Linked DNA regions of Homo sapiens: region 1 is linked to region 2. Evidence: chromatin contacts called from ENCODE Hi-C or POLR2A ChIA-PET data. All regions are on one chromosome and are shown on one strand. The core of a region is the stretch at or near the end of the contact, and the rest is flanking DNA. Distances in the headings are between cores, read along the strand shown. Region 1 holds the start of LINC01841 (long intergenic non-protein coding RNA 1841). Region 2 holds the start of MRI1 (methylthioribose-1-phosphate isomerase 1).

What was found. Hi-C counts contacts between places; a loop is a spot of excess contacts on that map. ChIA-PET counts read pairs that join two places held with the same protein, here RNA polymerase II (POLR2A). Pooled maps may share reads with other maps.
Region 1: a loop to region 2 is called in a pooled map, with 2.1 times the contacts of the local background. The contact joins the enhancer-like site here to the promoter of MRI1 in region 2. A Hi-C loop is called at or near these places in 1 of 50 pooled maps. POLR2A ChIA-PET finds 5 or more read pairs at or near these places in 3 of 52 experiments (HepG2, K562 and WTC11).

What each region holds. Positions count from the first base shown.
Region 1 is chr19:14,363,034-14,369,713 of GRCh38, forward strand. LINC01841 (long intergenic non-protein coding RNA 1841) reads right to left here and starts at 957. Exons shown (of 4, transcript NR_134908.1): 1 at 839-957. RefSeq lists an enhancer at 3,584-3,878 and a silencer at 3,741-3,830. Within about 2 kb of position 5,203, at least 16 of the 41 ENCODE cell types and tissues checked have a DNase peak (open chromatin) inside an H3K27ac peak, as active enhancers do.
Region 2 is chr19:13,761,983-13,768,528 of GRCh38, forward strand. It overlaps MRI1 (methylthioribose-1-phosphate isomerase 1), which reads left to right and starts at 2,540. Exons shown (of 6, transcript NM_001031727.4): 1 at 2,540-2,738; 2 at 2,889-3,127; 3 at 3,972-4,147. The coding sequence starts at 2,607. It overlaps YJU2B (YJU2 splicing factor homolog B), which reads left to right. Exons shown (of 10, transcript NM_030818.4): 9 at 317-455; 10 at 608-1,307. The coding sequence ends at 1,086. RefSeq lists enhancers at 751-1,267, 3,737-4,366 and a silencer at 2,910-2,959.

The sequences.
Region 1 (6,680 bases), core at 3,953-6,452, 600 kb after region 2:
CAAAAAATTAGCCGGGCGTGGTGGGGGGCGCCTGTAGCCCCAGCTACTCGGGAGGCTGAGGCAGGAGAATGGCGTGAACCTGGGAGGCAGAGCTTGCAGTGAGCCGAGATCGCGCCACTGCACTCCAGCCTGGGTGACAGAGCAAGACTCCGTCTCAAAAAAAAAAGAAAAAAGAAAAAAAAGGAAGGAACAAGGCTCAGAGAGGTCCAAGGAGTTGCCCTGGCGGTCCGGGGCCACAGTGGCCTTCATCCCCAGCTGAGATGTGTCCCCAGTCTAAGGCCACTCAGAGCCAGGCACCTTCTCCGGCTGCCTCCCAATCCCCGCCCCCCGCTTCCGTCCCAGCACCCTCACCCCGCCCCCGGGCCCCTTTGTCCTCCTCTTCGTCTTATTTCCAGAATTTCTCCTCCCTAGGGAATCCAGTCCATGTGCTTTTGATTCCTTTGTCCTGAACTCATGCGGCATGAGCACCCCTGAAGCCTTATGTGGAAAAATTTGGAGGCTGGGGGTGGGGAGGGGGTCACATTCCTCCCGGGGGTACAGAGCTACGTCGGCATCTCCAGGGCCCCCCAGCAGCAAGCAGGCATCCTCCCAGGCCAGGCCAGACCGGACGCTGCCCAACACAGGCTTTCTTTGGGGCTTGGCCGGCGCCCGACTACAGCCCCGGCTCCAGCTGCCCTGCCTGTCCCCCGCCCCCACGCCTCCCGTCCCAACCTCCCACACGTTTCCTCCTAGAAGCCCAGACCCGTGGGACTTGGCCTCCCCCGCGCCTTCCCTCTCTACTCAGCTCTGCAGCTCCTGTAGGCCTCCTCCCCGGGTGATCACAGAAGGACCAGCTCACCTTAGCGGGACAGGCAGGGCATGGGCGTGGCCAGAGCCTCGGGCAGGCATCCCAGGCTCCCTGGTGTCTCTCTCATCCGCTGGCCTCTGTGCCCTCTTCTCTTCCCCACCCCCGCTCGTGGCCCCTCCTGCCTCTCCATCGCAAAGTCCCCAGAGGAGTCTCCTTAATCACTTGCTTTTGACTGAATCCTGACCACCTGGACCCTGATCTAGCTACTGAGGAGATAAAGTAACCAACACTTAAAAGCTAACCTTCAGGCATTCTGGGAGGCTGAGACTGACGGATCACTTGAGGTCAGGAGTTCAAGACCAGCCTGGCCAACAAGATGAAACCTCGTCTCTACTAAAAATACAAAAAAATTAGCTGGCGTAGTGGCGGATGCCTGTAATCCCAGCTACTGCGGAGGCTGAGGCAGGAGAATCGCTTGAACTTGGGAGGTGGAGATTGCAGTGAGCTGAGATCGTGCCACTGCACTCCAGCCTGGGCAACAAAGCAAGACTCCGTCTCAAAAAATAAAAATTAGCTGGGTGTGGGGCCGGGCTTGGTGGCTCAAGCCTGTAATCCCAGCACTTTGGGAGGCCGAGGCAGGCGGATCACCTGAGGTCAGAAGTTCAAGACCAGCCTGGCCAACATGGTGAAACCCCGTCTCTACTAAAAATACAAAAAAAAATTAGCCAGGCGTGGTGGCGCATGCCTGTAATTCCAGCTACTCGGGAGGCTGAGGCAGGAGAATCAGTTGAACCTGGGAGGCAGACGTTGCAGTGAGCCGAGATCATGCCACTGCACTCCAGCCTGGGTGACAGAGCGACACCCTGTCTTAAAAGAAAAAAAATAGCTGGCTGTGGTGGCATGTGACTGTAGTCCCAGCCACAAGGGAGGCTGAGGTGGGAGGATTGCTTGAGCCCGGGAGTTCAAGGCTGCAGTAAGCTATGACTGCACTGCTGCACTCCACCCTGGCTGAGACCTTGACTCAGCAACAATGAAAAAGTGACAGGGCCAGGACTTGACCCCTGACCATTTTGTTCTACAGCCTTTCATGGGAAAGACAGATGAGTTTTCGACCTTCCAGAGCCTTTGATCCAGAGGAGAGAGGCAGGAAATAGCAAATGGATAAGAATATGCCATTCGGTGACTAGGGCAATGGAGATTGCAAAAGATGGTGGCTGGGAAATGGGGCTTGTGTCGGGGGTCCCTGAGACCACCCTCAGGGTCAATAATTTGCTGAGATTGATAGATCCCAGAAAAGTGGTGTTACTCCCAGTTATGGTTTATTACAGTGAAAGTTACAGATGAAAATCAGCAAAGAGGCCAGGCTTGGTGGCTCATGCCTGTAACCCCAGCACTTTGGGAGGCCCAGACAGGCAGATCATTTGAGGTCATGAGTTCAAGACCAGCCTGACCAACATGGTGAAACCCCATCTCTACTAAAAATACAAAAATTAGCCAGGTGTGGCAGGGGGCTCCTGTAATCCCAGCTACTTGGGAGGCTGAGACAGGAGGATCACCTGGACCTGGGAGGCAGAGGTTGTAGCGAGCCGAGATCCTGCCATTGCACTCCAGTCTAAGCAACAAGAGCAAAACTCCATCTCGAAAAAAAAAAAAAAACTAGGAATACTAGAGGAGAGGAGGTGAGGCAGACAGGCTCCAAGACTCCTCCATGATTCCCACCTCCTGATGTCTGCACTCTGTGTGATCCCTCGAGTGTGAGCTGGACCCAATAACTTGCTTCTAACAATAGACTAGGACAATGTATGCCAGGAGCAGTGGCTCACGCCCATAATCTCAGCACTTTGGGAGGCTGAGACAGAGGGATCACTTGAGCCCAGGAGTTCAAGACCAGTCTGGGCAACATAGCAAGACCCCATCTCTATAAAAATTCAAGCATTAGCTGGGTGTGGTGGTGCACACCTGTAGTCCCAGCTACTCGGGAGGCTGAGGTGGGAGGATTGCTTGTGCTCAGGAGGTCAATGCTGCAGTGAGCTATGATTGTGCCACTGCACTCCAGCCTGGGTGACAGAGTGAGACCTTGTCTCTCTCATATATGTGTATATATATATACATATATTTTTTTTTTGAGATGGAGTCTCATTCTGTTGCCCAGGCTGGAGTGCAGTGCAGTGGTATGATCTCTACTCACTCCAACCTCCGCCTCCTGGGTTCAAGCGATTCTCGTGCGTCAGCCTTCCAAGTAGCTGGAATTACAGGTGTGCAGTATCACGACCTGCTAATTTTTTGTACTTTTAGCAGAGATGGGGTTTCACCATGTTGGCCAGGCTGGTCTCGAACTCCTGGTCTCAAGCAATCCACCTGCATCGGCTTCCCAAAGTGTTGGGATTACAGGTGTGAGCCACCGCGCCTGACCTATGTGTATATATATACATATCTATAGATAGATAGATAGATAGATAGATAGATAGATAGATAGATAGATTTAATGTTACCATTTTATTCATCATGGTTTTGCATTAATCTTGACTTTTACAAAATATCACAATAAAATAATATTTATGAGTTCAGGACAAAGTTCTTGAGTTCTTTGACACCCCCTGAAATTTTGTTCCCAAGTCAAGCATCCACCTTGCCTCTCATTCCAGCCCTACAGCTTAATGATATGAGACCATCGTCATGCACAAGACAGGACTGGATGAGTGACATCTACAGATTCTGCTGCCACACTGGACTCAAGGCAGGTTCAGTTCTGCTGCAGTAACAAGCCAGGGAAAAAAATGAGCCAGGCATGGTGGCACACACCTGTAGTCCCAGCTACTTTAAGCCCCAAATCTCAGGAGCTTAAAACATCAGAGGTTTCACTTTTCACTCAGCCAGCATCTGGCATGTTGCCCGTTGCCAAGGCAGAAGAAAAAGAACATATAGCATGCTCTGCAGCAGCTCTTAAAGCCTCTGCCCAGAAGTGACACAAGTCAAACCTGCTCACATGCCATTGGTCAGAGCAAGTCACGTGGCCACACAAGTGGGTGGAGCAATGCCTTCCTACCTTGTACCTGGAGGGAGAAAGAGCTGGAATATTGGTGAATCGCTCAGTGATCATAGCAGTGTCCCTGGGTGAGGTCCAGAGGGCAGCTGTATGTCTGGAGGTAGACAGGGAGGTCCAGGTGGAGACATGTAAGAGGCTTTGGGATATAATTGGTATTGACTTCTTGGAGGGCCTGATCACCCCCTACTATGGAGGACACATGGGGGTCACCTGCCAGGACCCACAGGATGGGAATCCTGCCCCAGTCTCCTCTGAGACTGGATTTTTTTTTTTTTTTGATTTTTTTTTTGAGACAGGATCTCGCCGAAGTACAGTGGTGCAACCATATAGTTCGCTGCAGCCTCAACCTCTTGGGCTCAAGCAATCCTCCTGCCTCAGCCTCCCGAGTAGCTGGGACCAGAGTCATGTGCCATCAGGCCTGGGTAATTTTTAAACTTTTTTTGTAGAGATGGGGGTGCGGGTCTCGCTATGTTGCCCTAGCTGGTCTTGAACTCCTGGCCTTAAGCGATCCTCCTGCCTCGTCCTGCCAAAGCGAGCCACCGTGCCTGTCCTTCAGCCTGGATAAAATTTGTGGTGAAATACACATGACATGAAATGTTCTATCTTAACCATTTTAAGTGTACAGTTCAGTTACATTAAGAAAATTGTCAGGCCGGGCGTGGGGGCTCATGCCTGTAATCCCAGCACTTTGGGAGGCTGAGATGGACAGATCACTTGAAGTCAGAAGTTCAAGACCAGCCTGACCAATATGGTGAAACCCCGTCTGTCCTAAAAATACAAAAATTGGCCAGGCACGGTGGTGTGAACCTGTAGTCCCAGCTACTGGGAGGCTGAGACAAGAGAATCACTTGAACCCAGGAGACAGAGGTTGCAGAGAGCCAAGATTGAGCCACTGTACTCCGGCCTGGGCAACAGAGTGAGACTCAGTCTCAAAAAGAAAAGAAAATTCTCAGTTGGGCACAGTGGCTCACACGTGTAATCCCAGCACTTTGGGAGGCTGAGGTGGGCAGATCATCTGAGATCAGGAGTTTGAGACCAGCCTGGCCAACATGGTGACACCCTGGCTGTACTAAAAATACAAAAATTAGCCAGGAATGGTTGTGCACACCTGTAATCCCAGCTACTTGGGAGGCTGAGGCACGAGAATCACTTGAACCCAGGAGGCAGAGGTTGCAGTGAGCCCAGATTGTGCCACTGCACTGCGGCCTGGGCAACAGAGTAAGACCCCGTCTCAAAACAAAACAAAACAAAAACCAGAAAAAATAAATTCTCATAGTTGCCACTGACACCATCATTCATCTCCAGAACTTTTTCATCTTGCAAAACTAAAACTGTATCCACAAAACAACTCCCCGTTCCTCCTCCCTCCAGTTCCTGGAAACCACAATTCTACTTTCTGTTTCTATGAATTTGACAAGTTTAGTTACTTCCTGTAAATGTGATCATACGGTATTTGTTCTTTTGTGGCAGGTTTATTTCACTTAGCATAATGCCCTCAGGGTGCATTCATGTTATATGTACGAGAATTTCCTTCCTCTTTAAGGCTGAGTAATATTCCACTGTATAGATAGACCACATTTTGTTTATCCATTCATCTATCCATGGAGACTGGTTGCTTTCAACTTTTGGCTATTTTAGCTAATGCTGCCGTGAACATAGGTGTACAGATGTCTCTTTGAACTTTGCTTTCAATTCGGGTGTCTATGCAGAAGTAGAATTGATGGATCATATGACAATTCTATGTTTAATTTTTTTTTTTTTTTTGAGATGGAGTCTTGCTCTGTCACCCAGGCTGGAGTGCAGTGGCGCGATCTCCGCTCACTGCAACCTCCACCTCCCGGGTTCAAGCGATTCTCCTGCCTCAGCCTCTCGAGTAGCTGGGATTAGAGGCAGCTGCCACCACACCCGGCTAATCTTTGTATTGTTGTCCAGGCTGGTCTCAAACTCCTGACCTCAAATGGTCCACCCACCTCGGCCTCTCAAAGTGCTGGGATTACAGGCATGAGCCACCATGCCTGGCCTCTATGTTTAATTTTTTTAGGACTCTCCATACTGTTTTCCACAGTGGCTGCACCATTTTACATTGTCACCAGCAGCCCACAATGGTTTCAATTTATGGGGTTTTGTTTTGTTTTGCTTTTTTTTTTTTTTTTTTTTGGACAGGGTCTCACTCTGTTGCCCAGGCTGGAGTGCAATGGTGCAATCATAGCTCACTGCAGCCTTGACCTCCTGGGATCAAGCGATCCTCTTGCCTCGGCCTCCCAAGTAGTTGGGACTACAGGTGCATGCCACCATGCTCAGCTAATTTTTAAATATTTTTAGAAATGAAGTCTTCCTTTGTTGCCCAGGCTGGTCTTGAACTCCTGGCCCAACTGATCCTCTCTCCTTGGCCTCCCAAAGCATTGGGATAACAGTTGTGAGCTACCACTTCTAACCTATTTTCTGTTTTTTTGATAGTAGCCATCCTAATGGGTGTTAGGTAGTATCTCACTGTGGTTTTTATTTGTTTATTCATTTATTTATAGAGATGGAGTCTTGCTATGTTGCCCAGGCTGGTCTCAAACTCCTGGCCTCAAGTGATCCTCCCACCTCGGCCTCCCAAAGTGCTGGAATTACAGGCGTGAGCCACCGCACCTGGCCTGTGGTTTTGATTTGCATTTCCCTAATGATTGGTGACTTTGAGTATCTTTTCATAGGCCTATTGGACATTTGTCTGGCCTGGAATTTTAACAACTCTGTTTCAAAGGAAGCACAGAGTGTGGGTGTCAATCTCCTTGCCAATGTCAGGGCCGCCTGACCTCGTGGATAGCAGGCAGCCCAGAGCTGGCTCCTCGGGCCGGACAGAAG
Region 2 (6,546 bases), core at 1,290-3,789:
CAAAGTGCTGGGATTACAGACATGAACTACCAGGCCCAGTCTCTACAAAAATAAATGTTTTAATTAGCTGGGCGTGGTGGTGCACATCTGTAGTACTGGATACTTGGGAGGCTGACATGAGAGAATCGCTTGAGCCCAGGAGTTCGAGGCTGCAGTGAGCTATGATTGTGCCACTGCACTCCAGTCTGGGCGACAGAATGAAACTGTCTCAAAAAGAGTAAATGAGACCCCGAGAGTTGGAGCAGTGCCCCCTAGTACACAGAAGAGACAGGGCTTTGACACCCCCTATCTCTGGTGTTCTTGGCCCTCAACACAGGAAAAGAAAAAAGCCATCCAGGAGGAGGAGGAGAGAGACCAGGCCTTGCAGGCCAAGGCGAGCCTGACCATCCCGCTGGTGCCCGAGACGGAAGATGACCGCAAGCTGGCGGCTCTGCTGAAGTTCCACACCCTGGACTGTGCGTAGGAGGCCAGGGGGAAAAGGGGACAGGGAGGCTCAGAGTTGCCTGGAGATGGGGGGTCCTCAGCCATGAGTGGACTCTGGTCTACCAGAGGGCAGTTCTGGACCCCCTCCCCTGCCGCCCCTGAAATGTCCTCTCCTCTCCTCTAGCCTACGAGGACAAGCAGAAACTCAAGCGGACCGAGATCATCAGCCGCTCCTGGTTCCCCTCTGCCCCCGGATCCGCCTCCAGCAGCAAGGTCAGCGGCGTCCTGAAGAAGCTGGCACAGAGCCGCAGAACCGCGCTTGCCACCTCCCCCATCACCGTCGGGGACCTGGGCATCGTGCGGCGGAGGTCTCGGGACGTCCCGGAGAGCCCCCAGCATGCGGCCGACACCCCCAAGTCTGGGGAACCGCGGGTACCAGAGGAGGCTGCCCAGGACCGGCCCATGTCCCCCGGAGACTGTCCTCCGGAAACAACTGAGACCCCCAAGTGCAGCAGCCCGAGGGGGCAGGAAGGGAGCCGTCAGGACAAGCCCCTGTCGCCAGCAGGCTCCTCCCAGGAGGCAGCTGACACCCCCGACACGCGGCACCCCTGCAGTCTCGGCTCCTCCCTCGTGGCGGACTACTCCGACTCGGAGAGTGAGTGAGCGATCCCCATCCTGGAGACTGGACCCGCTCTAGAGGCCCGGACACACCCAGGAGGCCCCTCACAGACTGCAGACCCCCGGCTCGCCCACCAGCCCTGGGAGAGCTCAGATGCCGCATCCTCCCCAGACCGCGCCTTCCTGCAACCGTGGAGTTATTTATTTGGTCCTGGTGAGGGTGTTTGTGCCTTGTGAGACTCCGTACATTAAAGACCTGTCTCTTCTTCCCTGTCTTGGGTTGTTAGATGGACCCTGGGGCTGCCCCCCCACCCCCCCACCTTGACCAAGCTTGGTAGGCCTCTCATCAGCAAATGCTGGTATAGGGTCATAGCTGTGACCACAGACATGGTCCCCTTCCAGAGTAACAAGAGTCTCAAGGTGGTGGTCCCGGTTGGCCAGGAATCAGGACAGACTTCCTGGAGGAGGAGGCATGGGCCAAGTGTGAAGGGTGAAAAGGGGGCCAGGAACCACACACACAAGGCCAGGGACAAGGCACACGGGGTACCCAGGATGTGTGCCAGATGCAGCAGGGGCTGGAGCACACAGGTGTGAGCTTTTTATTATACCCAGCCCAGGGGTGGCCCATGGAAAAGCCCCCCGTGCATGTTACTTTTGGGGTTTTTTTGTTTTGTTTTTGAGACCGAGTCTTGCTCTGTCACCCAGGCTGGAGTGCAGTGGCGCGATCTCGGCTCACTGCAACCTCTGCCTCCTGGGTTCAAGTGATTCTTCTGCCTCAGCCTCCCGAGCAGCTGGGACTACGGGTGTGCGCCACCACGCCCAGCTAATTTTTTGTATTTTTAGTAGAGACTGGGTTTCACCATGTTGGCCAGGCTGGTCTCGAACTCCTGACCTCAAGTGATCTGCCCGACTCGGCCTCCCAAAATGCTGGGATTCCAGGCGTGAGCCACAGCGCCTGTCCTGCATGTTACTTTTGAATGAAACCGAGCAGAAAATGGCCCAGAAACAGCCTTGCATCCATCAAGGGGCACACGACCCCCCACTACCTCCCCCTCAACCTTGGAAGATCATTTAACAAATTCTTTGGTTTGAACACTTGATGTTACCTTGCCACTGGGGATACATCCCTAACTCTAGACAGCAGGTTGTTAAACACGGGGCCTGGTATCCACTAGGCGTCCCATAAATGCTGCCACTTTTGTGGTTCCGAGGAGGCGGCTCACTCCGTTCGGGCTTGGCAGGAGTCGTGGAGTGGGTTCGGCCACGTGGAATCCGCGTCCTGGGAACCCGTGGAATCCGCGTCCTGGGAACCCGTGGAATCCGCCTCCTGGGAACCCGTGGAATCCGCCTCCTGGGAACCCGTGGAATCCGCCTCCTGGGAACCCGTGGAATCCGCCTCCTGGGAACCCGTGGAATCCGCCTCCTGGGAACCCGTGGAATCGGGTTGGATGCGCATGTGCGTGTCTCTTTTTCCGGGGGAGGCTCCGCCCACGGCCCCGCCCCGCTCCCAAGTGCGCGCGGACCCCTAGCTCCCTCTGAGTTGCGCTGGGCTTGGCTGCTGCACCATGACCCTGGAGGCGATCCGCTACTCGCGGGGCTCCCTGCAGATCCTAGACCAGCTGCTGCTGCCCAAGCAGAGCCGCTACGAGGCGGTGGGCTCGGTGCACCAGGCCTGGGAGGCCATCCGCGCCATGAAGGTGCAGCGGGGCGGCGGGGCGGCGGGGCGGCGGGGCGGCGGGGCGGCGGGGCGGCGGGGCGGCGGGGCGGCGGGGCGGCGGGGCGGCCGGGTTGGAGGTGGGAGTGCGCCCGCGCCTGCAGCTTCCGACGCCCAAATCCCTGCCCCGCAGGTGCGGGGCGCCCCGGCCATAGCCCTGGTGGGCTGTCTCAGCCTCGCCGTGGAGCTGCAGGCGGGCGCCGGGGGACCGGGACTCGCCGCGCTCGTGGCCTTCGTGCGCGACAAGCTGAGCTTCCTCGTCACCGCCCGGCCCACCGCTGTCAACATGGCCCGCGCCGCCCGCGACCTGGCTGATGTTGCAGCCCGGGAGGCCGAACGGGAGGGCGCTACGGAAGAGGCGGTCCGGGAGAGGTACGGGGATCTGGTACCAGGCACGGCGCTGAGCAGGAATTATATTGACTCTTTTTAAGTACAGTGACCCACTATACAGATGGGGAAACTGAGGCACGGCGACCTTAAGTCCCTTGTCCAGGGCCCCACAGATGGGGAGACTGAGGCACGGCGACCTTAAGTCCCTTGTCCAGGGCCCCACAGATGGGGCCCAGAGTCTAGCCTGGGCAGCCTGGCCCTGAAACCTAACTCCTTAATCGTGCCTCCCCTGAATACACGCAGCCCCTTATCCGCCCTTGGAGGCCCTTTTTAGTATCTCCGTGTTCTCTTGGTTTCTGCTTTTGAGGAACTTTTTTTCCTGTCCTGGTCCCCTTCCTGCCATCTTTTTCCCCCCACTTCCTTTCTGCTCCAGCCCTCCCTGCAATGTCACTTTACCCCACCAAGCTCGAGCCTGCCTTACAGCCTTTGCACGTGCCATTGGTGCGGGCCAGGTATCCATAGCGCCCTCCTCCACCATTCTATATGATCCAGCTCACCCGCTGCTCTCTGTTGCCTGATTCTGCCGGCTTTTCCTTCATTTTATTATCTCTTCATCAGCTGGCTCACTCACCCCAGTGTCAACTCCACAGGAGCAGAGATTTTTGTCTTGTTTACTGCTGGGTCATACCGGAACTGCTTGGTAAACATGTCTTTGCATGAATGAACGGAGTGACACTTCGGTGGCCCTGGCCGAAGGGTCCAGGCCCCACAGCAATGAGAGGCTTTGAGCAGGAGGGCTCCAGGACAGCAGCGTTAGGCAGAGAGGAGGCGTTGGCCTGGGCCCCGGGTCCTGGTGGCTGGTGCTGAAAACTCCTTGTCACCCCAGAGTGATCTGCTGCACCGAGGACATGCTGGAGAAAGACCTCAGAGACAACCGAAGCATTGGGGACCTAGGAGCCCGCCACCTCCTGGAGCGGGTGGCCCCCAGCGGTGGCAAGGTGACTGTGCTGACCCACTGTAACACTGGTGCTCTGGCCACCGCTGGCTATGGTACAGCCCTAGGTGAGAGGGCCTCCTCAGGGGGTAGGGGAGGGCCTTCTAGGAACTTTTTTAGATACAAGAGAAAGAATCCCAAACCCAAACCACTTTATCCACAAAAAAAATGGGAAGGTACTAGTTCTAGTACGGAAACACTTATACAGTTGGCTTCAGGTATGGCAAGATCAAGGGGCTCAACCAGTAGCATCAGGACCTATCTATCTCTGTGCTTCAGCTCTGCCCTCCTTCATCTTCAGGTTCCATGGGCTGGCAGGCGGCTGTTAGGGTCCAAATCATGAGGAAAAGAGCCTCCTATACTAGAAAAGTCTCCTTGTATCTCAGGGGGTCCACTAGGGCACCTGCCCATCCCAGAGCAGTCATTCGATGGGCCCCGCCTGAGCCATATGCCTAGAGCCAGGGCAGGACGTGGACTCCAGGAGGAACTGGGGAGAAGGGAGTGAGCAGAGAAAGATTAGGTAGCTGTGACCAGGAGACAGGGGGAGTGGGCTGTAGGGGGCCAAGGCAGCAGATTCCACTTGACCCTAAATTCACCAGGAAATTTCCCTACCTGCCTGAGTCCCACCTTCATCCCTGGGAACTGAGGCCTTAATGGAAAGACCTCTGCCTTTGATTCATTCACTCACCCAGCATTTAGTAAGCACCTGCTGTGGCTCAGACACCGCCATTTGCTGGGGACGCAGCAGTGAACAAAACAGACAAAATCTCTGCTCTCAGGGGTCCCAGGGAAGCAGAAGGAACAGTCAACAGGCAAAATAAGTACAGTCATCCTTCAATATCTGTGGGGGACTGGTTCCAGGACCTCCCACAGATACCAAAATCCATGGATGCTCAAGTCTCTGATATAAAAATGCCATCATATTTGCATGACCTATGCACATCCACATATATATATATATATATATATATATATATTTTTTTTTTTTTTTTTTTTTTTTTTTTTGAGACAGAGTCTTGCTCTGTCGCCCAGGCTGGTGCAGTGGCATGATCTCAGCTTACTACAACCTCTGCTTCCCGGGTTCAAGAGATTCTCATGCCTCAGCCTCCTGAGTGTCTGGGATTATAGGCGTGAGCCACTACGCCCAGCTAATTTTTATATTTTTAGTAGGGACGGGGTTTCACGACATTGGCCAGGCTGGTCTCGAACTTCTGACCTTAGGCGGTCCGCCAGCCTCGGCCTCCCAAAGTGCTGGGATTACAGACGTAAGCCACAGTGCCCAGCCCACCCCTATATTTTAAATCGTGTCTAGATTGCATATCATAGCTAGTCCCATGTAAATACTATGTAAATTGTTGTTACTGGCTAGGTGTAGTGGCGGTGCAGGCCTGTAATCAGGAGGCTGGGGTGGGAGGATTGCTTGAACTCAGAAGTTCTAGACCAGCCTTTGCAACACAGCAAGACCCTGTCTCTATTTTTAAGCCTGTAATGCCAGCACTTCGGGAGGCCAAGGTGGGCGGATCGCTTGAGCTCAGGGGTTCAAAACCAGCCTGGGCTTCATGGCAAAACCCCATCTCTACAAAAAATACTAAAATTAGCTGGGTGTAGTGGTATGCACCTGTGGTCCCACCTATTCGGGAGGGGACTGAGATGGGAGGATTGCTTTTTATTTATTTATTTATTTTGGAGACAGAGTCTTGCTCTGTCACCCAGGCTGGAGTGCCATGGCACGACCTTGGCTCCTTGCAACCTCTGCCTCCTGGGTTCCAGCGATTCTTTTCAAGTATTTTCTTTCTTTCCTTTTTTTTTTTTTTTTTTTTTTTTTGAGACAGAGTCTTGCACTGTTGCCCAGGCTGGAGTGCAGTGGCGCAGTCTCGGCTCACTGCAAGCTCCGCCTCCCAGGTTCACGCCATTCTCCTGCCTCCGCCTCTCGAGTAGCTGGGACTACAGGTGCCCGCCACCACGCCCGGCTAATTTTTTGAACTTTTAGTAGAGATGGGGTTTCACCGTGTTAGCCAGGATGGTCTCGATCTCCTGACCTCGTGATCCATCTGCCTAGGCCTCCCAAAGTGCTGGGATTACAGGCGTGAGCCACCACGCCCAGCCCAAATATTTTCAATCCACATGGTTGAGTCCATGGATGGAGAACCCATAGAAAAGGGGGGCTGCCTGTACACATGAGGTGTTAGAAGGTGATAAATGCTAAGGACAGAGAGCAGGAAACTGAAAGTGTGGGGATTGCTATGCAAAACTGATATATCAGGGAAGGCTTCACCGAGAAGGTGTCCTTTAAACAGACGTGAAACGGAGCTATGCGAGCATTGGGAAGAGCATACCAGGCAGAGGGAACTGCCACTGCGAGGGCCCCTGGGCGGGACTGTGCTCGGTAAGCCTTTGGCAATCCACGCCCAGACTAGGAGCCTGCACCCCTAACCAATGGACCACCCTGTCTGTTTGCCCCTCCCCG